Regions from separate parts of the Homo sapiens genome. Here regions 2, 3 and 4 are each linked to region 1. A link is an interaction called in ENCODE POLR2A ChIA-PET data of the cell type or tissue named here. Cell type or tissue: GM12878. All regions are shown on one strand. Each heading gives the region's core, and the rest is flanking DNA. Links, peaks and the distances in the headings are about the cores only.

Region 1 (7,880 bases), core at 1,314-6,313:
GAGGCTGAGGCACGAGAATTGCTTTAACCTGGGGGGCGGAGGTTGCAGTGTGCCGAGATTGCGCCACTGCACTCCAGCCTGGGCGATAGAGCAAAACTCAGTCTCAAAAAAAAAAAGGTAAACTACCCCCACATCTCTATTTTCCCTCCTTCCCCACCAACCCTTTCATATCACTGAAATGTAACACTCTGACATAAACTACAAACAAGATATAGGGGATAAAATTTGATGTTTATTTAGCCACAGACTCCATCCTGGTGCAGCTTAAGTCTATTTTCAGCACAGAACTGCTTCATGTTCAAAATCCAGGTTCCTTGCTAGCTGGACTTCTGATTCATTCTCAAGTTCCATATTGAAATCACTGTCCCTAAAAATAACTGACTTCCTTTCCTACTTGCTAGTCCTTTGGATTATGTCTTAAAAATCCTGTAATAAATCTTCCTCCTCAGACCCTCTTTAATGCAAATCAGTTTACACAAACTGTACTTCAGCTGCTCACAGTAAAATTCCTACAATTTTCATTAAGTTGTAAAATTTAAGAAAAAGAACCTAATTTTTAATTATTACCAATAATCTAGGCTACAATGCCAAAATATTATTTTGTATTTCTGTAAATTCTTACATGTCAAATGTGACATAACCACACTAACCTTGGTTCAAATAAGTAAGCGTTTCATCATGCAGTTTTACTGCTGGTGACGTTGCAGCACACATCACATACTGAAAGGGTGGGTGCTCTGTTTCACCATCCAATGGAAGGCTGGAATCTTCCTGCTTGAAAATGGGCAATGCCAAGACATCACTGAAAAGCAAAAAATCAACACTGACCTTACTTTGGGTTTGAAATATTTGTCTACAGCCATATCATCCTGAATGCACCCAATCTTGTCTGAAATATTTAAAAGCATATAAACATTTAGGGATAGTTTTTTTTTTAAGATCAGAAATTATATGTAGAATAAAAGAACTATGAATGCTATGTGGTTCATCTAAAGGATGGCATTAACAACCCCTATCTCGGGGTGGGAAGTGGGGGAGGGCGGCAGGGCAGCTCTGAATATATATATATATATATATATATATATATATATATATATATAGCACTTTAAAAACTTCTTTTAAAACTTTAAGGTCCAGATTCTTTCTATAAAAAAAAAGCAAGTCAAGAGTACCTAGCTACTTGATTTGAAAGGCAAGAAATAATACTGCTGCCAAAGGTAGGTCACACTTGACACCATAGAATTACAAAGAAGCATCTGATTAAAATGGGGTTTTACAAAAAGTTCCCTGCTGTGCCTTGGCAAGTGTTAAGAACATGAAGCTTCATGCCTAATCTAAAACAATGGCTCCTACTGAGAGGTAAACAGGAGCAGCAGCAGTCGCAGCAGCTGCTATTCTCCCCCTAAGAATAACCTGGGGCACTGATTGGGAGAATGATGAGGGGTCTTCTGGGACACTGTTTTTATTGGATGTTGTTTGGTTTTAACAGCTTTATTGAAATATAATTTACATATCATAAAGTCACCCTTTTAAAGTCTGAAATTCAGTGGTTTTAAGTATATTCACATCATCAGTATCTAATTCTTGAATTCCAAAATATTTTCTCCCCTCAAAAAGAAATCCCATACCCATTAGTAGTCACTCACCATACTATCCCAGACCCACTCAGCCCCTGGCACCCACTGATTTGTTTTCTATCTCTACGGATTTGCTATTTGGGACATTTAAATGGAATCATATGACTATGTGGTCTTTTGTGACTGGCTTCTTTCACTTAGCATGTTTCATGGACCATCCGTGTTCTAACATGTACCAATGCTTCATTCTTTTTAATGGCTCCATTCCATTGTATAGGCATACCGTATTCTGTATCCATTCAGATGATGGCCATCTGGGTGGTTTCCATTTTTTAGCAATTATGAATCATGCTGCTATGAACACTTTTCTATGTTTTTGTGTAGATAAATTCTGCTAAGTATACACCTGGAACTGGAATTACTGGATCACATGGTAACTCTGTTTAACTTTATTTTACTTATTTTATTGGAGACAAAGTCTCACTTTGTCACCCAGGCTGGAGTGCAGTGGTGGTATCTTGGCTCACCACAACCTCTGACTCCTGGGCTCAAGTCATTCTCATGCTTCCGCCTCCCAAGTAGCTGGGATTAGAGGCATGTGCCACCACACCCAGGTAATTGTATTTTTAGTAGAGACAGGGTTTCGCCATGTAGGCCAGACTAGTCTCAAACTCCTGGCCTCAAGTGATCCGCCCGCCTCAGCCTCCCAAAGTGCTGGGATTATAGGCGTGAGCCATCACGCCCCGCCTCTGTTTAACTTTCTGAGCAACTGCCAAGCTGTTTTTCAAAGTGGTTGCAATAATTTTACATTTCCCCTATTAATGTATGGAAGGTGATTATTTGTTTTTGAGATAATTATCTGAGCTGTACGTTTGTATCTTAACTTTTCTATACTCATTCTTCAATAAAAAGTAAAATGATAATAACAGCAACAACAAAACATCAAATGAATAACTACTGTATCAACACCAATAATAGGGACTTGTCTGAACTGCTTATTTTCTCTTTTTTTCCTACAAGCTGTTCACTAAGATACTTGGGTAGCCAGGTCAATTCAATTCAATTCAAAAACAGAATGTGAAAACAAGTGAAATGGGACGGAAACCCTGGGAGAGAACGTTATCCCACCAGTAGTCCCTACTCCCCCCATGCATTTCTATTAAAGCACTGTGCTGATTTTCAAAGATACTAACTATCCACTAATTCTCCCTCTCTTATTTATACCCAGGAATTGTCAAAACACTCCTACGTACACAAGTAATAACCAAGGATCACACGGTTAGCAATGGTCCCAACACTCCCACAGAGTTCTCTCAACACCTTGACCTAGGGATTTTGCCCCACCTAAGCTCCTGCCTTGGGGGCAGATATAAAAACTTTTCAGAAGACTTCAGGCCAGGAGCAGTGACTCACACCTATAATTCCAGCACTTTGGAAGGCTGAGGTGGGTGATCACCTGAGGTCAGGAGTTCGAGACATGGCGGGGGAAACCCCGTCTCTACTAAAAATACAAAAATTAGCTGGGCGTAGTGGGGCACGCCTGTAGTCCCAGCTACTTGGAAGGCTGAGGCAAGAGAATTGCCTGAACCTGGGAGTCGGAGGTTGCAGTGAGCTGAGATCGTGACACTGCACTCCAGCCTCAGTGACAGAGCGAGATTCCATCTCAAAAAAAAAAAAAAAAAAAAAAGAATCAGATCACCTCTTTATAAAAATCAGTCATAACAGTCAAATTGGCTCCAGGGAAGATAAAAATATATACTGCATTTTGTGTATATGTAAGCATTTAAAACCCTCTCAGAGAGAAAGAAAACAAGAATGAGAGTTGTGACTCAGAACCATTAATTATACCGAAAAATAACACAGGGAATAATTTTAACATTTCAATGCTAACTGCTTGGGTTGATCATTAGATACAGATCATCAAAATAAGATGTATAACTGCATGAGAATGGCTTTTTTTAATAAATTGTCACATATGGAAGACAATTTTATATGCTTCAGATCCTAGAAGACAACCACTTTTTTATTCACTTGGTTATAGTCTCCATGATCCACACAGAAAATACTATGCTCATGGTAAGTGCTAAACGACTCCTGAACAAACATATAAACATGTAAAGATTATTTGCTATTGAATTTCCAATTAATTTTTTACTTAATTAGAAAGAAAATGCCTTCCAGTCAACACAGCAACCAGTGATCCTTTTCAAACAGAAGTTAAACCATTTCAATTCTCTGAATCCTTACATCAGCTCACTTTCAACCAAAGTCCTTACGAAATCCTACGTCTCAAAAAAAAAAAAAAAAAAGCCCTACGCAACCTGCTCTTCAACCCCTCTTCTCGTCACCCTCATTCCCCCTGCTCCAACTACCCCGGCCTCCTGATTCTACTCTTCTACTGGATATCCTAATGGCTCATTTCATTCAAATGTCATCTTTTCAGTGACAACATGACACTGGAGTCCTCCCACCCACACTCCCAATTTCCCTACCCTAGCTCTATACACAGCTCTTACCACTTTCCAAAAATATACATGACTTACTAACTTTGTATCTGCTATAAGCACGTAACTCCAAATACGTGTTTCTTCAATGACTGATGCCAGCATCTAGCACAAAGGAGCTCAAATACTTGCTAAATCAATGAACTGATTGCTGCATTAATAATCAACCAATTAGTATTAAGATTGAAAACTAGGTCTCCAGACAAGATTATAATTTCTACTATGTTGAAAGTCCTAAAACCTTGATGGTTTTTGTAATCCCATAAATGGAAACAGACTTTTGAGTACTAAAGACAGAATGTTAAACGGAACTAAAAGTAGGGTGTTTCTTTATTTTTTTTTTTTTAAGACAGGGTCTGGCTCTGTCTCCCAGGCTGGAGTGCAGTGGCATGATCATGGCTCACTACAGCCTCAACCTCCCACCTCAACCTCCCAAGTAGCTAGTATTACAGGCTTGTACCACCATGCCTGGCTAATGTTTGTATTTTTAGTAGAGTGGGGTTTCCCCATGTTGGCCAGGCTGATTTTGAACTCCTGGCCTCAAGTGATCCACCCACCTCGGCCTCCTAAAGTGCTGGGATTACAGGCATGAGCCACTGCACCAGGCCCAAATGATGCATTTTAGAAGGCAAAACTGAAAGATCTACATGTTGGTAAATTTTAATGTAGCTTAGCACCAAAAATCAGGATGCTAAAAAAGACTTGGAAATCACAACAAGCTTGATCAAATGAAGTATAAAAATCTACTAGGACATCTAAAAATCCAGCAATGTAAGCTGCCTTCAGGGAGGACAAATGAATGACTGCAAGACCCTAGTGTGAGGCAGAGACTGCACTGTACACCCTCTCATAGCCTTTGAAAATAATTATGTGAATGTACTGATTTTCAAAAACAGTGAAAATTTGAATTTTTCTTAAGGACAAGATAGATAAAACATATATGGAAGCTAAATGAGAATTCTAAAGAGACATGAAAGAAACAAAATAGAAAAAACAACATAGAGAACTGTTTAGTAATGGCAGGCTAAGTAATTTAAATGAACCTATACCCCATCCACCCTCACTGAGGATAGGGGGGAAAAAAGTTGTCAGAGAACACATATATTCTTGAAAGTATTAAAGAACTAACAAGATAAAGAAACAGGCTGAAATCTGAAAAAGTGCAGTAAGTCCAAGCAAGCCTAGAACTGAAAGTGGCTTTTACCTACCCAAACTGAGGAAAGAACTGCAAAGCTGTACTGTAGTTTTAGTGGCCTTGTGGGTGTAGGATACAGCCATCCACATTAAACTGGAATGAGAACAACTAGATGCTCAGGGTAAGGGTGAAGGGAAAGTACTGGTTAGCTTCTCCAGCCTGGTCCGGGGAACCACTGACAGGTAGGGCTCCCAGGGGTCTGACAAGCAAGTGAAAAGACTTAGGCATCAAATTATTCCAAGTAATTCTGAAATGCCAGTACACCAAAATAACCAGGCATAAAAGGACAAACAAGACTCTAGAAGCAAAAACCAACAGCAAAAACAACAGATGACATATATCCAGTTCCAGATTTTGTCTGCTGGTATTCAGATCTTTTCTGCCTCTACTGCAGAAGGTTAGAAGCCTGAAAACTACATATAGAAGAATTCTTGCTAGACAGTCTTGTCAGGCTCTCCAAAGGCAAACACTGGCGGAAAATTGAAAGAGCGGGAAAGGGAAAAGCCAGATGCAAAAACAGGCAACCACACGGAATGCAGCTGCGGAAAATTTCAGGGGATCAGCAGCCATGCCTCCAGCAACAAGCCCAAGAACAACCAGGTAACATGGCCTCCTCCTCCAACCCTTCCAGCTCCTTTGCAATCAAATACTTCACTAAATCCCTCTCTGCTTGAGACATCTCACTGATTTCTATTTTCCTGACTGGACACAGACCACCAGAGATTTCAGATGCTGGAATTATCAGATCCAAATTATAAAATCGTACTTACTCTATTTAAAGAAATAAAAGAAAAGCCTGAAAGTATCTGGAAGGAACAGGAAACTTTAAAGGACAGCAAAACTGAAAAAGAGCAAAAAGAACTTCTAGAACTGGAAAATAAAACTGTCCAAATTAAGAACTCAGGTTTAATAGCAGCTCAGACAGAAGTGAAGACTGAATTAGGAGACTGGAATGCTGGAATATAGGTAAAAAGAAGTTATTCAGAAAGCAGCACAGAGAGGAAAATGAAGAAGTTAAGAAGGGACCAAGTGAGAAGATTTTGCATTAAATTCAAGTCTCAGCAAAGAACGGAATAGGGGCAAAAACTGAAGACAGGAAGGCTGAGCAAATTCTAGAACTGGTGAAATATACCAATTCATGGATTCAAGAAGCCCAAATGACCAAACCAGAATAAATAAGAAATACACACCTAAATACACCATAGAAAAACTCACAAGCCAGTACAGCATATGAAAGTTCCGCCGGGTGCAGTGGCTCACACCTGTAATCCCAGCACTTTGGGAGACTGAGGCGGGCGGATCATTACATCAGGAGTTCAAGACCAGCCTATCCAATATGGTGAAACCCTGTCTCTACTAAAAAACTACAAAAAAATTATCTGGGCATGGTGGCACACGTCTGTAGTCCCAGCTACTCAGGAGGCTGAAGCAGGAGAATTGCTTGAATCTGGAAGGCAGAGGTTGCAGTAAGCCAAGATTGCGCCACTGCACTCCAGCCTGGGCGACAGAGTGAGACTCCGTCTCAAAGAAAAAAAAAAAAAACGAAAAAAGACAGCTCCATTTTCCCAGTAAATAACTAAGGGAATCAGTTGAAAATAGGCATGGCAAGGATGAGTTGTGAGGCTGAGGAGGTGTCATTAAGCTTTCTAGATGAGTAGGGGAGGAAATGGATGAGAATGTTATGGTATAAACTACAGAGCAGCAGGAAAGACATACTTGACAGCCAAGGTCATGAACCAACCACTATTAACAAAATCTGAATACTCTCATATCCATTAAATAAATTACATGTATAGTCAAACATTTACTCATCCAAAGAAAGTTAAAACTGGCTGGGTGCAGTGGCTCACACCTGTAATCTCAACACTTTGGGAGGCCGAGACAGGCGGACTGCTTGAGCCCAGAGACCAGCCTGGGTAACATGGTGAAACCCCGTCTCTACAAAAAATAGCAAAAAAATTAGCCAGGCATGGTGGCGCATACTCATAAACTCAGCTACTAGGGAGGCAGAGGTAGGAGAATTACCTGAGCCTAGGAAGTCGAGGCTGCAGTGAGCCATGATTGCACCACTGCACTTCAGCCTGGGTAACACAGTGTGACCCTCTTCTGGCTAAGTTCTCTGTTTTGGCAAAGTTTTTTAATTTAAAAAAATTTTTTGGTTAAAACACAATGGTTTGTAATTGTTATTCTAAATAAATTTTTTAATGTTTTCAAATTTCTTGATACTTTCACATTATGAAGTTACTACAACATATACAGCATCCTATTTATATTTAGATAAATTGAGACAAAGTAGTAACTAAACAAATACAAGCAACTGTGGTCCTACTCTACTCAAAATCACTGCTAAAAATAAGAGATCCTTTCAAGGCTAAATAGCATTCACAAGTGTGTCTCATCTTTGCATTCCCCACCCACACCAAAAAATTACATGTTTCTAAAACAGTTTTAACCACTACACATCAGAAGTGTCAAAATCATAAAAGAAGGAAAAACTAAAAATTGTTACAGGACACAAAAACTAAATGCAATACAGAATCCTGGATTGGAATCTGAAAGGACAAAAGGGAGACAACTGTGAATTCCAAATAAATTTTGTAATTT
Region 2 (5,000 bases), core at 1-5,000, 230 kb after region 1:
GATAGACAAATTTTAATAATAACCAGAACTGAAAAGAATGTAGGACAGCAGACACTACTGGTGGGAGTGTATGTGGTAAAGCCTCTTTTGGAGCAAATTAGCTATACCTAACACAATTCTAAAATAAATGAAAACTTTGATTCAGAAATTCCACGTCCAGACTATTTTAAGAAATATATCTGTGTGTATATACACAAACACATGTAGTTTGTACAAAGGTGCTTATTTCAGAACCATTTAGAAAAATTATATATAGTAAACAAATTTCTATAGAAGACAAAATGGTTATGATATGTCCATATTATAGAATACTATGCAACCGTTTTAAAAAATGATGCGAAATAACACGATAGTATTTTTTTAAAAAGCTCCATCCCATACTGAGTAAACACAGCAAATGGCAAAATTACATTCAGAATGGTATCATTTACGTAAACACAGTCAAAGCAAAACCATATACTTTGATATTTAGTATGTATGTAAAGGCACAGTAACAGGTAGAAAAAGACATGCTACGTATTAATAAAAGTGTTCTCCTCTGTTTACACCTGGGCTCGGGGCTTGAAGGTGGTTTTGAAGGGATTTTTGCTTTACCTTCATTGTTTGAATTTTGAAAGGGAAATGACATTTGTATATTCGTAAATAAACAAAGTTTGTAAGTTCGTAAATAAACAAAAAACATCAGGTAGGGGCAGTATAATCCATTTGTTTTATATGTTCATGTTTTATATGTTTACATGATTCTGGTATAGTGTATGTGCACTGGATGTGACAAAGACTAATACGCAGGAGTATATATCAAACTGTTAAGAACTATATAAATCCCAAGACAGCCTATCACTATATACATATCTTTATTGTTTAAATTTTTTATAAAGGTATATATTTTTGAAGAAGAGAATTAGCTGAAATGTTACCCTCTGATCTTTGTCAGAGGTTGTTACTTTTTTAAAAATAATTAATATATTCCTCAACAGTCCAAATGTTATGTATTATTTGAAAAAAGAAAAACTAAGTAAATATAAAACTATAACCATTGAACCTAAAATGTTTAAGAAATAAAATAAAATCTGGATATGGCCCACACCAAATGCAACATTTAGGGTTATCTACAAATTAGGTTTGGTTTTTTTTTTTTAAAAAGGAAGAAACTTGGCAATGCCCTTAAGTATATGAGAACTTATTTGTTAATCCTGCTTTTGTCTTAAAAATTGGTAGTTGAAAAATTATTTTCTCATTTATTTCCATAAGATCATATAAAATAGTTACATAAATTCTTGGAATAAATCATAACGATATGCCAAACCAAATTTTCTATCAGATTTCCATTTAAATGTACATAATAGTTCAAATGACTGTCTACCAACACCATCATTTTGATATATTTGTATCCTATCTCTCATAGCCCCTAGGGGAATTACTTCTTAGAAGAGTTCACTACATACATAGTCAAAGGAAGGCTGAAACTGTTAAGAGTTAAAACCTCCATATATGGACCAGTCTTCCTTAAGAACCTGGCAAAAAAACACTCAAAACATTTTTGAGGAACCTCAGGTTTCCCTTCATACATATCTGTGATGTTGATGTGATTATAAAGTATATCTCTAGGCCTCGTAACAAAAAAAGGTGTAATGAAAAAAGAAAAAAAGCTCAAGTATTAAGTGTTATAATGGAAAATACCAAACACACATTTGGGACCCTAGATTTGGTACTGGTTTGCTTTCTGTGCCTGGATCTGGGACATATTGTCTCAGCAGGTCTCAGTTTCCCAATCTGTAAGATGGAAATACCAAAACACTCTGAACACTTCACAGAGTTGTTCACACCTGAGGAGTTAATATATATTAAGTATACAAAAGTGCTTTGGAGAACTATAATGCCTAATAAGGCATTATAGAAATAATGTGTTTTTAAAATTATCCTTACCAAACTAAAACACTGGCAAAATCAATTTTTAATCAAATTATACCCTGTGCATAATCTTAAAAGGCTAAATATTTTCTAGAAAAATGTTGGGACACTGACAATTAACAATCATATGAATTAAAATAATGCCCATGGCAAGCCATTTTGCTTCTTTAAATATTTTATTTCCACAGAATTCTACTTGTGTCAAATACAACAGGAAGGATATCAAGCTAGCTAGTCAAATCTTCCTGCTAAAATCTGTCATTCCTCCAAAGGCAATGTTCTTCCTCTAAGCTTCTGCACATATTCCACGTTTCTTCCAATATCCCTTCATATCTACCACCAAGACTGAAGCTTGCTTGGGTTGCAAGGTAAATTGTCACCTCATGCTTGCCAGATCCCACACAGACACATCAAGTGAAAAAAGATGTCAAATGACATGCACACACATGCATAAATGTACACACAAGTGTACACACATGCATAAACACACAAGTGTCCTTCATTCTTTAGGGAGAAATATATTTCTTACACAGCAAATGATCGTCACCTTAAAAGGAAGTGTATAACACAAGCAAAAGAAGAAAAATAAATCTTACTCACCATCTCCCATAGCCATTAGATGGTCCAGGGAGCTCTCTGAAACCAAGAGGTCAAATAGCACAGCAAATAAGTACAGCTCAGTGCCTGCGCCACTGGGCTCGGCCTGCAGCCTGCAGACACCCGGAGCACTGTGTGACCCAGGCCTCGCTGCAGCTCTGCACCGCAATAGCCAACAGCTGCTACTCCACTTCAAAATAAAAGTCTGGGGTCTTGCTGAAAACCCTCGTTTATTTAGCACAGCCTAGAAGGACTTGATTAAGATTACTCTTTAGCTGCACATATGCTGTTGGATACAGGTTATGATGTTTCTCCTTGTACTGGCTGCCTGAAATTTAATCTAAGAAAAGCTCTGAGAGCCAATAAATGCCATCCCGCTGGGGGACTTTTAATGCAATCATCAAAACACAAGGCATGTGTTCAGCAATCATTTTCTGCTTCCCTAAAGATATCCATGTAATCAGTAGCAATCACATGATCTGATGGATTAACTGATTTGCGCCTTTTTAAAAAGGTTTTCATCCTTTTGTCGTTACCTTTTAATATTTACAACAGAAGATTGCTAGAAGTGCATAAACAGGAATAGCCCAGTTTCCATGATTAACTGCTCTCATTATGCAGGAAGCATTTCTGGCTGCCGTAAACAAATCACGTCAAAGGCAGCCCATCAAAGGCTGCTCTGTGCGCGGACAGCAGGGCCACACGGAACAAAGCTTACTTCTGGTGGAGACAGAACCTAGCCAATGCGCAGCTGCAGGGGCGCAGAGCACCCTCTATCCAAGCTGACAACCATCAGCACATTGTCAAGCTCTGAAGGCAGGCCCTGGAGCTCATGATCACAAACAGATACATTTTAAAAATCAACCAAAGAAAAGAGCTGCTTTGCTTTTCACCAAAGGGTATGTTATAAAAATATACAAAACTAGACTGGAAGTTATCTTATTGACTCATAGAAGCCAAATATTAAGGTAATTTCAAAGCCTCATTTCCAGGTTTTATTTTATTGCCAGCCTCCAAGAACAATTCTTTTCCTAGCAACTGTTTCAAACAGAGAAGCCAGAAAATACTTTACTAATGATTGCATGGCCAAGACTGCATTAGGTCCTAAACACACACTCGACAAATAAGAATTATGCATAGTTTTTTTCACAGTGAAAGAGAAAAGGATTTGCAATTACAGCCACCAACACTGTTAGTGTTTACATCCTTGGTTTGTGCAGGAGACTGTCTAGAAAGCTCCATAACGACACCAGCGCCTGCCATAATCGCAGGGGGTCTCCAACTTTCAGTCTTTTCTTTCCTACAGGGCTGGTGTTCCCTCCTTCTAGTCACGATCTGACAGATTTTAAATCCAGTTTTCTTCTAACAGCAGAGCTAATTCTACTGCATTTAGGGACTCTGCCTAACTTACTTTTACAATATAACAAGTTGAGTTCAAAAAACCATCAAATACTCTATAACTCACTTAATGACTGTTCAGATGACAACTTTTAGCTATAAAAAAGTTATATCACCTTTACAACAAATCCTTTGGTTTCTTGTATTTAGTAAAATGATTTTTTTCATCACGAAACACTCTAAATCAATATGCTGTAAGATGTATGATGTGTCATTATTATGGTTTCAGGCAAAGACACACCAAAAAATTTTGTTTACCATAATAGTTTCTGGTCACAGAATATCAGGTGGAACAAATTTGAATTGCGTGCCATTTTTGGACAGACCCAAAACAATTTATTTTGCATAAATGCACCAAGTGAGGGAGAGAAAAGGTAGTATCTTCAACAGCTCTTTGTGTGCATGAACTATTTCCACAAGATTTCATGCCGAGCCTTTACTCTGTCCTAAAATGTTTTCCTGTTTCTATCACTTTATTTACAGTTTTAGTTTTAGTTTTAGTGTGCAATAAAAATGAATCAACAAAGGCCTGAAAATTTTGTGGGGAAAAATTGTGCAGAAATAAAGAAGAAGTTGAATTAAACTCCATGATATTACTTCATGTACAATTTCCCTTCAAATTGTTACTTATAAAAATTTGTTTTCAGTATTCAATTGATATATTTTTCTACCTGGGAAAACTACTCAAGTATCATGGGCTGGGATGAAACACACCGTAATTTTTCTCATTAACACTGGTGAAAATAATTTTTTCATCTAATGGTCTTTCACTTGGCAGCAGGGTATTTAGGAATAATTTAAACTCATTAAACAAGGAGTAGTTATATTTCCTCCATTACCAACTGTAACCACATTGTATATCCATTTATTTACTTGTTTATGATCTATCTCCATCACTAGATTATAGGCTCCTTAAGGGGAGAAATTTCATTATCTTCTTCCTGTTGTGACATGATCTAATTTACATTTTAAGAAGATCCCTATGATTTCTGAGTAGCAAATGGATTCCTGGGGGCAAACATGGAACAGAAGTCTACAGAAGTAGTCCAGGCAAAAGCTAAAGGAGATTTAGAGAGGATATTAGCAGTGGAGAT
Region 3 (5,000 bases), core at 1-5,000, 380 kb after region 1:
GTTTTTCTGTGTTTTGACTTTTCTGGTGTTTAGTAAATCTTATCAGGACTATCATCATTCTGTGTATCTGTAAGAAGAATCTTCTGAGGTGCTTTACACAGGAGATTTAAGCCCACAAAGCTATCTTTATGGCAGAACTGGACTAAGATCCTGACCTCTTGATTCCCCAGCTAGTTACTTTTTGCCATACTCTCTGCTGCAGTAGTGCTTGATTAATGATTTTTCATGTGTTAAATTGGGTGAAGAAAGAAGTGTGAAAATAAAGTTCACAAAGAATCTATGAACTCCAGCCAATATCTCTGGCCCAGCTTTTCTGATTCTCTTGTTTCATCCTCTAGTTGGTGGTCTGGAGTTGCACATCCCTAAATACAGATTGCAGCTGAATAGGGTTGTGTGAATTAGCATTGCAGTATTATTTTGGCCATGTGGATTGGTTGTTCTTGATCCCCACACCTTCCCCTTAAATTAAAAAATTCTTTTCCGGCCGGGTGTGGTGGCTCATGCCTGTAATCCCAGCACTTTGGGAGGCTGAGGCGGGTGGATCACGAGGTCAGGAGTTCGAGATTAGCCTGGCCAAAATGGTGAAACACTGTCTCTACTAAAAATACAAAAAGTTAGCCGGTCATGGTGGCGGGTGCCTGTAATCGCAGCTGCTCGGGAGGCTGAGGCAGAGAATTGCTTGAACCCGGAAGGTGGAGGTTGCAGTGAGCCGAGATCACACCACTGCACTGTAGCCTGGGCGACAGAGTGAGATTCTGTCTCAAAAAAAAAAAAAAAATTTTTTTTTCCTTTTTAAAAATTAAATATAGAATTTAATCTTTATTTAAAAATTTTAACATTTTTGTTTTTTTAAGACAGGGCCTTGGCTCAGTTGCTCAGCTGCCCAGGCTGGAGTACAGTGGCGCCACAATAGCCTACTGCAGCCTCGATCTCCTGGGCTCAAGCAATCCTACTTCAACCTCCCAAGTGGGTGCATACTACCATACCTGGCTAATTATTAAATTTTTAGTAGAGAGGAGGTCTTGCTGTGTTGTCCAGGCTGGTCTTGAACTCCTGAACTCAAGCAGTCCTCCTGTCTTGGCCTCCCAAGTGCTGGGATTACAGGTGTGAGCCACCATACCTGGCCAATTTTTTTTTTTTTTTAAACTAGAATTTCTTTTTTTGTTTTTTGAGATGGAGTCTCACTCGGTCGCCCAGGCTAGAGTGCAGTGGCGCGATCTTGGCTCACTGCAAGCTCCACCTCCCAGGTTCACGCCATTCTCCTGCCTCAGCCTACCATGTAGCTGGGACTACAGGCGCCCACCACTACGCCCGGCTAATTTTTTTGTGTTTTTAGTAGAGACGGGGTTTCACCGTGTTAGCCAGGATGGTGTCGATCTCCTGACCTTGTGATCCGCCTGTCTCGACCTCCCAAAGTGCTGGGATTACAGGCGTGTGCCACCGTGCCCAGCCTAAACTAGAATTTCTAATGGGAATTTGTCCTGTACCTATTTGTGGTATTTCAAAGAAATGTATTTATTTCCTAGTTTCTTTTTCCCCATGAGATTTTTAAGTTGAGTTATTATATATTTGTGCCAAAGTGGTTGAGTTTTATAAAATACTGGAGAACATATATAAGTACTTCTCCATTGTTGCAAAACAGTAATCTGTAACTACCATTTGTCATACATGTACTCCTGTGTGTCCAGGAACTATTTTAAGCACTTCATATACAGTACCATTTATTCCTCACGCTTAAAGGAGGTATTATTACTCTTTAGGAAAGGTTCAGAGAAATTGAATAATTTTTTCATGATCACATAGCTAAGAGTTGGGATTCAAACTCAGGGCTATCTGACTTGAAAGACTGTGACATTATACCTTTTAAATATATTTGGGATTTTATAGTTTTGGTTAAAAAAATTCGCTTATTTCTAAAATAGAATCTATGAAGACACCAATTTTTTTGCACCATTATTTTCCACAATGTGCTAGTTTTTGCCAACTCCTGGCTTAGCATACTGGCTTTCCCTGTGCCTACTTATACAAAACTTGCAGCCTAGGTCTACTTTGTTAGAGATACATCCTAGGCTAGAGTCTGCTGCTATAGTAAAGTGTACTTAAATGTTAAAGAGAAGGGTGTGGTAGATTCTCTTGTTTCTGTGGATTCCCTATCTAGAGAACTTTGATGCTTGTGATCTGGGCTGAACTATGAGGGATAATACCTTGTGGAATTATATTGAAGGAGTAGCTTATGGTAGTTGGATCTCCTGGAACAGATTTTGCTCATGGTAACTGCAGTTAGCAATGGCTGCTTTCTTTTGTAAAGCATTTGTTGATCTCTCTCATTTTGTTGGGGTTTTCTCCATGCTGATCAGACATTGTTGATTTCCAGTGATTGCCCTCCTGTTGTACTTTTATTTCAACTTCTATAATCTGTCCTAAGATAGCCATTTTACTTTGAGGGTTTCATCACATAGCTTCTAATCATTCAGTTACAGGATATAAATGCCCTGTTCCCCCCATACAGCTCAGGTTTTGTTAGTTGGCCTCAAAAACTTTGGGGTGAAGAGAATGGGTATAAAAATTTTAGTGCATTCAGTTTAGCCATTCTTCTTTTCCTCACCCATTTGCAGAGGAAGTAACCTCATTTCCTACTACTCCCTTCCTTGTTTACTTTATAGCAAGGGTCAGCAAAATAAGGCCTGCTCAGCTGCCTGTTTTTGTATGGCCTGTGAGCACCACTCCAGTGGGTTAGCATTGTGAGTGTTGGAGAACTAGCTTAGCTGTTTGCCTCTGTTCCATTCTCCCCTTTGCTTCTAGCTCCTGTCACCCTGGCCAGTGGCCATGCTTTATTGCTGCCCAGACTTACTGTGGTGCTGCCTACACCAGAGTAAATATTCTGCTTGGCGTTGGCTTGGCACTAAATGGTATAATCTCAGTCTGGAAATTGGTGACTCAGCAAATTATCTCACCTACGGCCCCCTGGGGCAGGTGCCCACAGTAGACTCTCCCTGAGAATTTTGATCTCATTGGGGTAGAGTAAAACTGACCATGTTGGTCACTCCTCCTGTCTCCCTATGGCTCCTTTCCATCAGACAGGTACTTTTTCTTTGGAGAATGTCTCCAGGATGGCACCTGGGCAGCCGTGTGCCACAATTTTGGGATGGCCCAACCTAGGCAAAAAAGGTACAGGGCAGGGCAGGGGTTTTTCCTCTTGTTATATAAGTAGTTACATACTTATTATATGCTTGATTTAGCCTTTTTCCCAGCAGAGTCTAGAATATCACTGTTCAGAAAAAGTTTGCCAGTCCTGGCTTTATAGCCATATTGGCCTCCTTGCTGTGCCAAGCACACCTTTAGGCGTTGTTGCCTCAGACCTTTAGCACTTGCTGTTCCCTTCTTATGGGCTTGTTCTTTGATAGCTCCTGTTCATTCACAAACCAGAATTTTAGGTTTTATTTTTCAGAGATAGAAGAAAACTTTGCATTTTACCGATTCATTTGCTTGGGGCTAGCAACAAAACAGAGAGCAAATAGATCTAGTCTTTGCTTTCATGGAATTTAGAATCCTTTGAGAGAAAAGACAATAAACATAATCCCACCAATAATATATCACAAATTGTGTTAAATCCTATGAAGAAAATGTTCAGGGACCTGAGAGATTATAAATGGAGGGGCAACTAATTTTAAAAAGGGGTTACATTGACTGTATTTTTTTGAGACAAGATTTCACGCCATGGCCCATCCTGGAGTACAGTGGTGGGATCACAGCTCACTTCAGCCTTGACCTCCTGGGCTCAAGTGATCCTCCCACCTTATCCCGCTGCATAGTCCCTTTGGGGGACTGTAGGCCCACCACCACACCTGGCTGACGTGTGTATGTATGTGTAAAGATGAGGTCTCACTATGTGCCCAGGGTGGTCTCAAACCCCTAGGCTCAGGTGATCCTCCTACCTCAGCCTCCCAAAGTGTTGGGATTACAGGCATGAGCCACAGCGCCTGGCCTAGATTAACTTTATCACTTCTGCTGCCACCGTGGACTCCATTGATCCGTGCTAGCATCATCTCTTGACTGGATTACTACGGTAGCTTCCTAACTGATCTCTCTACTTCTGCTCGTGCACACCTGCAGTCAGTTTTCTACACAACAGTCATGGTGACTGTATGAAAATAAGTCATATTGCTGTTTTGTCCAAACCTTTTGATGATTCACACTCTTACACTATATAGTAAAACTCAGAAGTCTTACAGTTGCACTCAAGGCATCATTACTTCTTTGACTTCATCACTTACTATTTTCTCCCTTGCTCACTCTATGATCATATTGGTCTCCTTGCCATGCCAGATACATTCTTAAGTACCCTCTTGTCCCAGGGTATTGGCACTTGATTTTCCCTAGATTGGAAATTCTCAGATATCTGCTTGGCTCACCTCATCACCTTTTTCATGCCTTTTATGGTCATGCTGTTTTAGAGTTAAAACTTTTTTTCATGTAGTCAAATGACCATGTTATTTAAAACGACAACCTTCTTACCTCTCCTCATATATTCACTTTATTCCTCTTGTCTCTTTATTCTCCATGGCACTTACCACTGTCTTCTATATAATATTTTTGCTTTTTTGTCTTCCCCTCTAAAAGCTTCACAAGAGCACAGATTTTTAGATGTTTACTGCTAAATTCTTAATGTCCTAAAACTGGTGCATAGTAAGCTCTTAGTATATATTTGTTGAATGAATGAATGAGGAAAACTTTCTTTGATAACAATGTCAGCCTAGACAATAGTGAGAAATGGTGGTAAAAAGAGTGAAGGCCCTGAGCAAGGAGAGCCTATAATTTAGTGACTCGAATGTATAGTGAATATCCTGAGATGAGGCTGGAGAGTTGGATGATAGCCATATCCTGTAAGACCTTCAACATTTTTGGATGTAATTTTAAGTGTAATGGGAATCCACCAAAGGGTTTCAGTACTTAATACTTCAGAGTTTATTTCCTGAGTACAAAGATATTCTCCTGTATAA
Region 4 (7,880 bases), core at 2,881-7,880, 72 kb after region 1:
CCAGCCTGGCCAACATGGTGAGATCCTGTCTCTACTAAAACAAAAATTAGCCAGGCGTGGTGGCATGCGCCTGTAATCCCAGCTACTCAGGAGGCTGAAGCAGAATTGCTTGAACCTGGGAGGCTGAGGTTGCAGTGAGCTGAGATCGCATCATTGCACTCCACCCTGCCTGGGAGACAGTGAGACTCCATCTCAAAAAACAAACCCCACCCCACAAAACCCCCAAAAGTATTGTTAAATAACATGCACAGAACAAAAGTATTCAAAATGTTAGTTAATTCTAATCCTGTCACTCTTCCAGTGAACAAAATTTAATGTTTCCTTTCAGTTTTCAGTATTACATCAAACTCATTATCTTAGTATTCTAAAAAACAGCAAGCAATACAGATTATCTTTAGTGGTGATATTAAAAATAATTTTTTTCTTCTTCAGTTTTTCATTATTTTCCAAATATCCTACAATAAAGATGGATAATTTTTTTAACTGATAGGTTTTCTTTTTTTTTTTTTTTTTGAGATGGAGTCTTGCTCTGTCCCCCAGGCTGGAGTGCAGTGGTGTGATCTCGGCTCACTGCAAGCTCCACCTCCCAGGTTCACGCTGTTCTCCTGCCTCAGCCTCCCGAGTAGCTGGGATTACAGGCGCCCGTCACCTCGCCTGGTTAATTTTTTGTATTTTTAGTAGAGACAGCGTTTCACCATGTTAGCCAGGATGGTCTCCATCTCCTGACCTCGTGATCTGCCCGCCTCGGCCTCACAAAGTGCTGGGATTACAGGTGTGAGCCACTGTGCCCGGCCTTTCTCTTTTTTTTTTTTCAACAACGGAATTCCAAACCTTTTATATGGCTGCAAAACTGTACTAATTGCAACAAAATGAATTAAACTAATACCAGAAGCAAAGATATAAAAAATTAAGTTTAAAAAGCCTCATGTATTATGGAGTAATATGCTAATTATCATTTCTATTTACTGTAAATGCTATTCTAATTGAGCAATTATAAGCTACATTTGAATTAACAAATAGACCTGGCCTTATCAATGATGTTATCAGTAAGATTCCAGTCTTTTACTGTAAGACATAACTTAATAATAAAAGTAATTTTGACTTAAAGTCTGTAAGAACAAAATATGAAGGAACACAGCAGATTAACTACAAAATTGAAGCCTCAGGTTCAAACCACGTGTTACTTGAAAATGTCAGAAGTATATTATAGATTTTGAAACCCAGAAGAAATAAACATGTTTTACAATCTGGAATATATAATTTTAATTAGTTCTCAGCAGTGCAGTAAATGAACAACACTTATTAATAATTAATTTGGGAGAGAATAGCAGGAGGAAAAATATAAACAGTAGCTTTTTGTGACCATTTTTAAGTAGCTGACATCTCAGTATGTTTCTGGAATGAACAAATTAAGGGTGTATTGTATATAGTGATTTAAATAATCAGCTTTCTTATAGTCTTATCAACTGAGATTATAAAATTGTAAACACAATTTTTCCATGTTTACATCTACTAGCTTTCATTTGGACACATTAAACCATACTTTTCCATTATGTAGTTAATTCATTTCTTGAGTGCCTGCCTGCCATTAGATGCCAGGTGCTTATCTAATTTTCCAGTTAGTTACTGTTCAGCTTAAGTCACTCTACTTGGTTGTCAACAGTAGTTAAAGCAGTATCTTAAACCAGAGGTCAAAATTAAATCAATATTTTGATTCGAAATGATTACAAACATATCCAAAGGTCATAAAATGCTACTGAGAAGAGTTGTGTTTAAAATGCATTTTCTTCTTACAGATAAGCTGTAATATATACATGCGTATGTAGCTATATACCTTTGATTGTGGTAGCTACACCTGAAAAATCTTTTCTCCTCAGATGAACTTACAAAATTCAAGAGACCACCACTGATACAAGACCGTCTAAAGTTAAAATAAAACTGAGTGACTTGTTACACAGTGAGACAGAAAAACTGATATACATTATTAACTTTTTCAAGTAATGTTATGTACAGTTTTATTGCCAGTATATGCACAACAGTAAGCATAGAACTATAAATACACAATGTAATTAACAGTAGAAAACAAAATTGTTACAGGTAGAGGGAGAGGATATAGAGAAACTTTTCCTGCTGCTAGAACAGAAAGAAAGGGGAAAGCCTATGACAAATCATCCATTCAGTACTCTTGTCTTAAATTCTTTACATATATTTCTACATTTTTTTCAGTTAAACAAAGTACAGATAACTCTGCAACAATGGCAAACTGCTTCCCTAATAGCTATTTGCCTTTTCAATCAAATTCACTTTATATTAGGATTAAAAAAAAGTAAAGATGAGAAATCATTAGTATCCTGGTTCCAAATTATCTAATTTAGCCTTTCACCAAAACTGGTAATTTTTGAGTCGGCTGCACATGAAAAGAATGGGTGTAGCAAGAGGTGATTAAAAAAATTTGCTAAAAAGTAACAGAAAATCACCCTTTAAGTAGTTTTCCAAAAGACACTATAGGCAGCAGCTCAGTTAAAAGTATTAGCCCTGAAGAGGTAGAGAATTTGAGCCCATTATACAAAGACAGCCTTGGCACCATCTTCTCTCTCATCAGGATCAATATTTTCAAGTAAGACAATTTCATGGTAAAAGGAAACCAGGTTCCACCATTTAAAGAAAAGGTGCTGGTCACTCCCATGTCTCGATAATTTGTTTATTACGTGAGAAACAGAAGACGGTCAAGGACACACACGCACTTGATTTTTTTTGTCCGTTTCCATTATCAAGTTTATTCATAAGTGAATTTGATATTAATAAATACAAAAAAGCATCATTCACAACAAAGATATAAACAAACCAAAATAAACCCTGCAATAAAACCTTCTATTTCAGTAAGTATCAAGAAAAAACAGGCAGATGATTTGGTGCAGCTTTCTTAAGGGATCATAGAAGGGACATGGTTTTAAATAAAGATGGCAAGATCAATAACCAATAGACAATATCAGTTTTACAGAACTGGCTGATTCTGTAACATCTGTCTTTGAGGTTTTAGTTTTCAAACTATAGATCACCCCAAAGAAGTTGCAACTAATGACATGTATCACCATCACACAAACGGAGTCCAGCTGTAGTTCAAATTAGTCCTGCTTTGTTTCACATCATTTAAATATTTCTAGCATAGGACATGATACGAAACAAAACTCAAAGTAGCAATAAAAATATTATTCTGCAGTTGAATAAAAGCAAAAATGTTTTAGACTGTTAAACTTTTAAAGCTTTAAGCATTCCTGTTTAACCAGCATTTAAAAAAATTTATACAATCATAACACTGGCAAAGGTTAATGGGAAGACAAAGTACAAACATGTGAAATGATGAATTAAATTAAAAATTACTTTGTGTCGATCAATTGATGTTAATACTGCTTCTTCTTGAATTTGGAATAACTATCATAAAAGTTACATGCAGACTGAGGATAGTCCTCTGTTACAGAAAATACAAAACGAAACGAAACAAAAAACTAAAACTGGGAAACAATAGTAAGTTCCAAAGGATGTGTTTGAGAACTTCCTTTCATTGATGAGGGTGGTCTATCTGTCCTTTCTTTTGAGAGACCTGGTTCGCTGTGATGAGCTTCACTAACTTTGTCCAGAAACATCAGTAGTGGGATCAGCTCCTCCAGAACCTGTTTGTGCACGTTTGATGTAAAGATTCAGTAGCTTCATCTGCAGATTCAAGCCAAATAAATGTCATTTGAGCAAGCTGCTCCAAATTATAAGATACTCATTAAAATATTATATACATATATGTGAGCTCTGAAAGATAGATTTTAGGCTGGGGGTTATTATAATGCCCAAGTTATTGTTGATAATTAGGAATAACAAATTATTTTTTTTTTGCCTAGCACATCTGAAAAAAATATAAAAAGTCAAAAAAGTTTCTAAGTCTTGAAAGTTGTTCATGACAGAGTATTTTATCATGTCTTTTCAAAATATATTGTAGGGATCACATATAAAACTTTTGATATGGTCTAGCTCTGTGTTCCCACTCAAATCTTATCTTGAATTGTAATCCCCATGTGTTGGGGGAGGGTCCTTGTGGGAGGTGACTGAATCATGGGGGCAGTTCCCCTGTGCTGCTCTAGTGATAGTGAGTTCTCACAAAATCTGATGGTTTTGTGAGGGGTTTTTGCCCGCTTCGCTCTGCAGCTCTCCCATTCTTCTCCTTCCTGCCATCATGTGAAGAAGGACATGTTTGCTCACCCTTCTGCCATGATTGTAAGTTTCCTGAAGCCTCTCCAGCCATGCGGAACTGTGAGTCAATTAAATCTCTTTATGAATTACTCAGTCTAGGGCAGTTCTTTTTTTTTTTTTTTGAGATGGAGTCTCACTCTGTCACCCAGGCTGGAGTGTAGTGGCGCAATCTCAGCTCACTGCAAGCTCCACCTCCCAGGTTCACACCATTCTCCTGTCTCAGCCTCCCAAGTAGCTGGGACTACAGGCGCCTGTCACCATGCCTGGCTAATTTTTTATATTTTTAGTAGAGATGGGATTTCACCGTGTTAGCCAGGATGGTCTTGATCTCCTGACCTTGTGATCCACCCACCTCGGCATCCCAAAGTGCTGGGATTACAGTTGTGAGCCATCGTACCTGGCCTAGGGCAGTTCTTTATAGCAGCATGAAAACAGACTAATATAACATTAAAGTAAACTCAGAAGTCACCATTAAAGCAATAATAACAAACAATTGAGTACTAGGTGTTACACGATATGCTGTTTTACATTATATCTTTATCTTTATATTTTATAGATGAGGAAATAACAATATAGAATGGTTAAGTTACTGCCTGAGGTCACAGGGGTGGGTAAGAAGTGGGCAAAAATAGGAATTCAGGTATTTGGGTTACAGGACCTAAGATCTTAGACCATGAAGCCACTGTCATCCTACCAAGAATGTTTTAAATATCTCTGTGTCATTCTGCAGTCTTTGTATGAGATCATGACTTTATGAAGTTTGTAATCAATAAATATACAATTCTGTGTTCTACTTTTTTTTTTTGATACAGGGTCTTGCTCTGTTGCCTGGGCTGGAATGCAGTGGTGTGATCACGGCTCACTGCAGCCTGAATCTCCTGGGCTCAGGCAATCCTTTCACCTCAGCCTCCCAAGTAGCTGGGACCACAGGCACATGCAACCATGCTTGGCTAATTTTTTTTCTTTTTTTGTAGAGACAGGGTGTTCCTATGTTGACCAGGCTGGTCTTGAACTCCTGAGGTCAAGTGATCCTCCCACCTTGGCCTCCCAAGTGCTGTGGGAGCTACCACATCTGGCCTACTTGTTTCATCTAACGTTATTCCAAAATATTTTTTCCACCTACCTACTGTCTTCACATGTAACATTATTACTGGCTACCTACTGTTCTGATAAAGTGCTGAATTTTAATTGTTTTGGAAGGTTTGCTTTTTAAACATTAACTCTTTGATCCAAGAGTTTTTAACCTGCTAGCCATGGGATTCACGGGATCACAGAACCCTCTGAAACGACATGTAATTGTTTCCATTGTGCATTTTTCTATTTTTTTTAAAACTTTGTCTCTCATGGTTTTATCTGAATGCATTTTTCTTAAGATGAGATTTTACCTAAGTCTCGAGGTGGTTTATAACCCGAGTTAAGAATTATTGTTAAATCTATCTATAACTTAATGTAAAGTGTGTTACCTAGGCTCATTTTCCATTATATGTATATTCTGCTTTTTTGCTATTAAAAGATAAATTTGACCACAGTAAGACAATCCTTAGGGTTTCAGAAATTCTTTAAGTGACGGTGAGTGCTTTCTGCTAAATGGTTCATAAGCCATGATTCAACAATCAGAAGTTATCTTCACCCTTGAGAACAAACTTCTAATTCAAAACAATTATTATCATTTTTATTATTAGAGACACGGTCTTCTCAGTATGTTGCCCAGGCTGGTCTCAAATTCCTGGTCTCAAGTGATCCTCCCACCTCGGCCTCCCAAAGTGATGGGATTACGGGTATGAACCACTTTGCCTGGCCACCTTAGCAGAATGAATTTTAAAGTACTGGTAGTAGCAATCAAATGAGAAAGGCAAGACTTACTTATTTTTTTAAGTCTGAACAATGAATTAGAAAACTTTTATTTTAACACACCAAGTTAAAGTTGCACATTAATTTGGATAATAGAAAGAGAAGAACAAATATTTGATTATCATAGTTCTTAAGGGGAAAAATTTTTAAATGTGCAAGTATTCTATATTTGGAGAGATATACAGTAATCCATTAATATATATAACCACAACAGTCTATTTATTCTTAATAAAACAGTGGTCAGGGGTAAAGATTTGGGTCTGGGATTTGGTAAGGAGTCAGCTAACTATTATAAATAACCAGAAGCTGCAGGCATTTTCTCTCACAGAAACCTACCCATCACCCCAACAAACTGCTGACTTCACCTGAGTGAACATCTAACAAATGTTAGAGTAGAAAAAGATAAAATACAAAACAGAAATAATAAGGGCAAGTTGGATGCTCAAAGCCTGACTTATTAAATGCCAAATAAAAAGCTTACTGTTACAGACATGTAACTAAGTTTTGAAAGATGTACTATGGCCACCATCTCTAAAACACAGCAGCACTACTTACTTTACTGCCAGTAAGTTGACTGAGATGTGGTTTTAGTTCATCACCAATTACCGCATGAACAGCCACCAGGCAGAAGACACAAGCTTTCCGAACACTGCTCTCTGAATTATCATAACCCTACGGAGAGAAGTCCACTGTTAGTACTCCAGAGAAGTCCACTGTTAGTACTCCCTTTTTAACAGGGTCAGAAGATGCAGCTGAAAGATGAAATCTCGAGCATACTAAGGAGAGAAAAGTGCAGATCAAAGTTAACTTTTTAACCTTTTCAAGCATAGACAATGCCCTTCTCTCCCTTCACTTCCCCTACTGCGCCCTCACTGTTAGCCCTCTATATCAGGTTCTTACTTAGTCTGGAAAGCTGCACTTCTCTGACTCTGAGGCTGCTCACTTGCCAATTCACCCTGAAAAAAGTCTCCAGACTAACTTTCCTAAAGCATTAGGTTTTAAGGCAGTCAGCACTCCTCACTATCCGATAAAACCTAAATTCATTGGTTTGGTAGCTCAAGGTAGTCACATAATCCAGGCCCGATTAAGTTTTACATCTGTTCCATCCCTGCAATTACTTTCTCTAATAAATCTAGTCTATGTAAACTATTCCCCTATGCTTTTACTGTGCCTTTAATAACCTAATTTTATTTAAAAAATTAACTTGTTTCTAATTGACAAATAATAATTGTATATATTTATGGGGTATAATGTGATGTTTCAATACATGTACACTGTGGAATGACCAAATCAGGCTAATCAACATATCCATCACCTCAGATACTTATCATTTCTTTGTGGTAACATTTAAAATGCATTTTCTTTTATAATTGCTACTTTGAAATATACATTATTAACTAGTTACTGTGCTGTGTAATACGTAGCTAGAACCTAATACTCTTTAACTGAAACTTTGTACCTTTTGACCAACATCTTCCCTTTCTCTGTCCATCTCTCCCACTTACGCTTTTGATCACACTACTTACTCTATTTCAATACTCTACAGCAATCTTATCCATGAAATATTTTTGAATGAATTATCTGAATGAATATGCACATTTTACTCCAGGGAAAAAATAGAGCTCATCTCCACTAAAATCCTAATCATTTTATCTTTCTAAAACAACTGCAGAAACATTAAAATATCAATAGATATCTAGCTAAAAGAAGTACATTATTCCTAAGTCATGCAATCAAACTGTTAATTTTATTTTCCATCATTTTAATATAATTGCAATTATAATGTAAAT

Evidence for each region. Peaks named below come from ENCODE experiments on the same cell type or tissue, not always from the same donor. Only the 100,000 strongest peaks of a DNase experiment are listed, where the experiment ranks them.
Region 2: POLR2A ChIA-PET joins it to region 1 with 9 read pairs; 4 of 35 experiments call an interaction of 5 or more read pairs at or near these places.
Region 3: POLR2A ChIA-PET joins it to region 1 with 5 read pairs; 10 of 35 experiments call an interaction of 5 or more read pairs at or near these places.
Region 4: POLR2A ChIA-PET joins it to region 1 with 5 read pairs; 5 of 35 experiments call an interaction of 5 or more read pairs at or near these places.

Annotation. Positions count from the first base shown.
Region 1 is chr3:33,424,940-33,432,819 of GRCh38, forward strand. UBP1 (upstream binding protein 1) reads right to left here. Exons shown (of 16, transcript NM_014517.5): 2 at 651-802. Among named protein-coding and RNA genes, the nearest start is that of UBP1, 12 kb to the right of the region's middle. RefSeq lists an enhancer at 1,156-1,713. In GM12878, for the core only: no CTCF peak of the experiment used is centred there; no DNase peak of the experiment used is centred there; H3K4me3 peaks cover 1,846 bases; H3K27ac peaks cover 1,991 bases.
Region 2 is chr3:33,656,463-33,661,462 of GRCh38, forward strand. The region is part of intron 7 of CLASP2 (cytoplasmic linker associated protein 2); the gene reads right to left. Among named protein-coding and RNA genes, the nearest start is that of CLASP2, 59 kb to the right of the region's middle. RefSeq lists an enhancer at 2,905-2,954. In GM12878, for the core only: no CTCF peak of the experiment used is centred there; DNase peaks (open chromatin) are centred at 2,629 and 3,079; H3K4me3 peaks cover 2,127 bases; H3K27ac peaks cover 1,392 bases.
Region 3 is chr3:33,804,593-33,809,592 of GRCh38, forward strand. The region is part of intron 1 of PDCD6IP (programmed cell death 6 interacting protein); the gene reads left to right. Among named protein-coding and RNA genes, the nearest start is that of PDCD6IP, 8.5 kb to the left of the region's middle. In GM12878, for the core only: no CTCF peak of the experiment used is centred there; no DNase peak of the experiment used is centred there.
Region 4 is chr3:33,495,007-33,502,886 of GRCh38, forward strand. CLASP2 (cytoplasmic linker associated protein 2) reads right to left here. Exons shown (of 39, transcript NM_001365631.1): 38 at 6,646-6,762; 39 at 1,239-3,711. The coding sequence ends at 3,625. Among named protein-coding and RNA genes, the nearest start is that of UBP1, 59 kb to the left of the region's middle. In GM12878, for the core only: no CTCF peak of the experiment used is centred there; no DNase peak of the experiment used is centred there.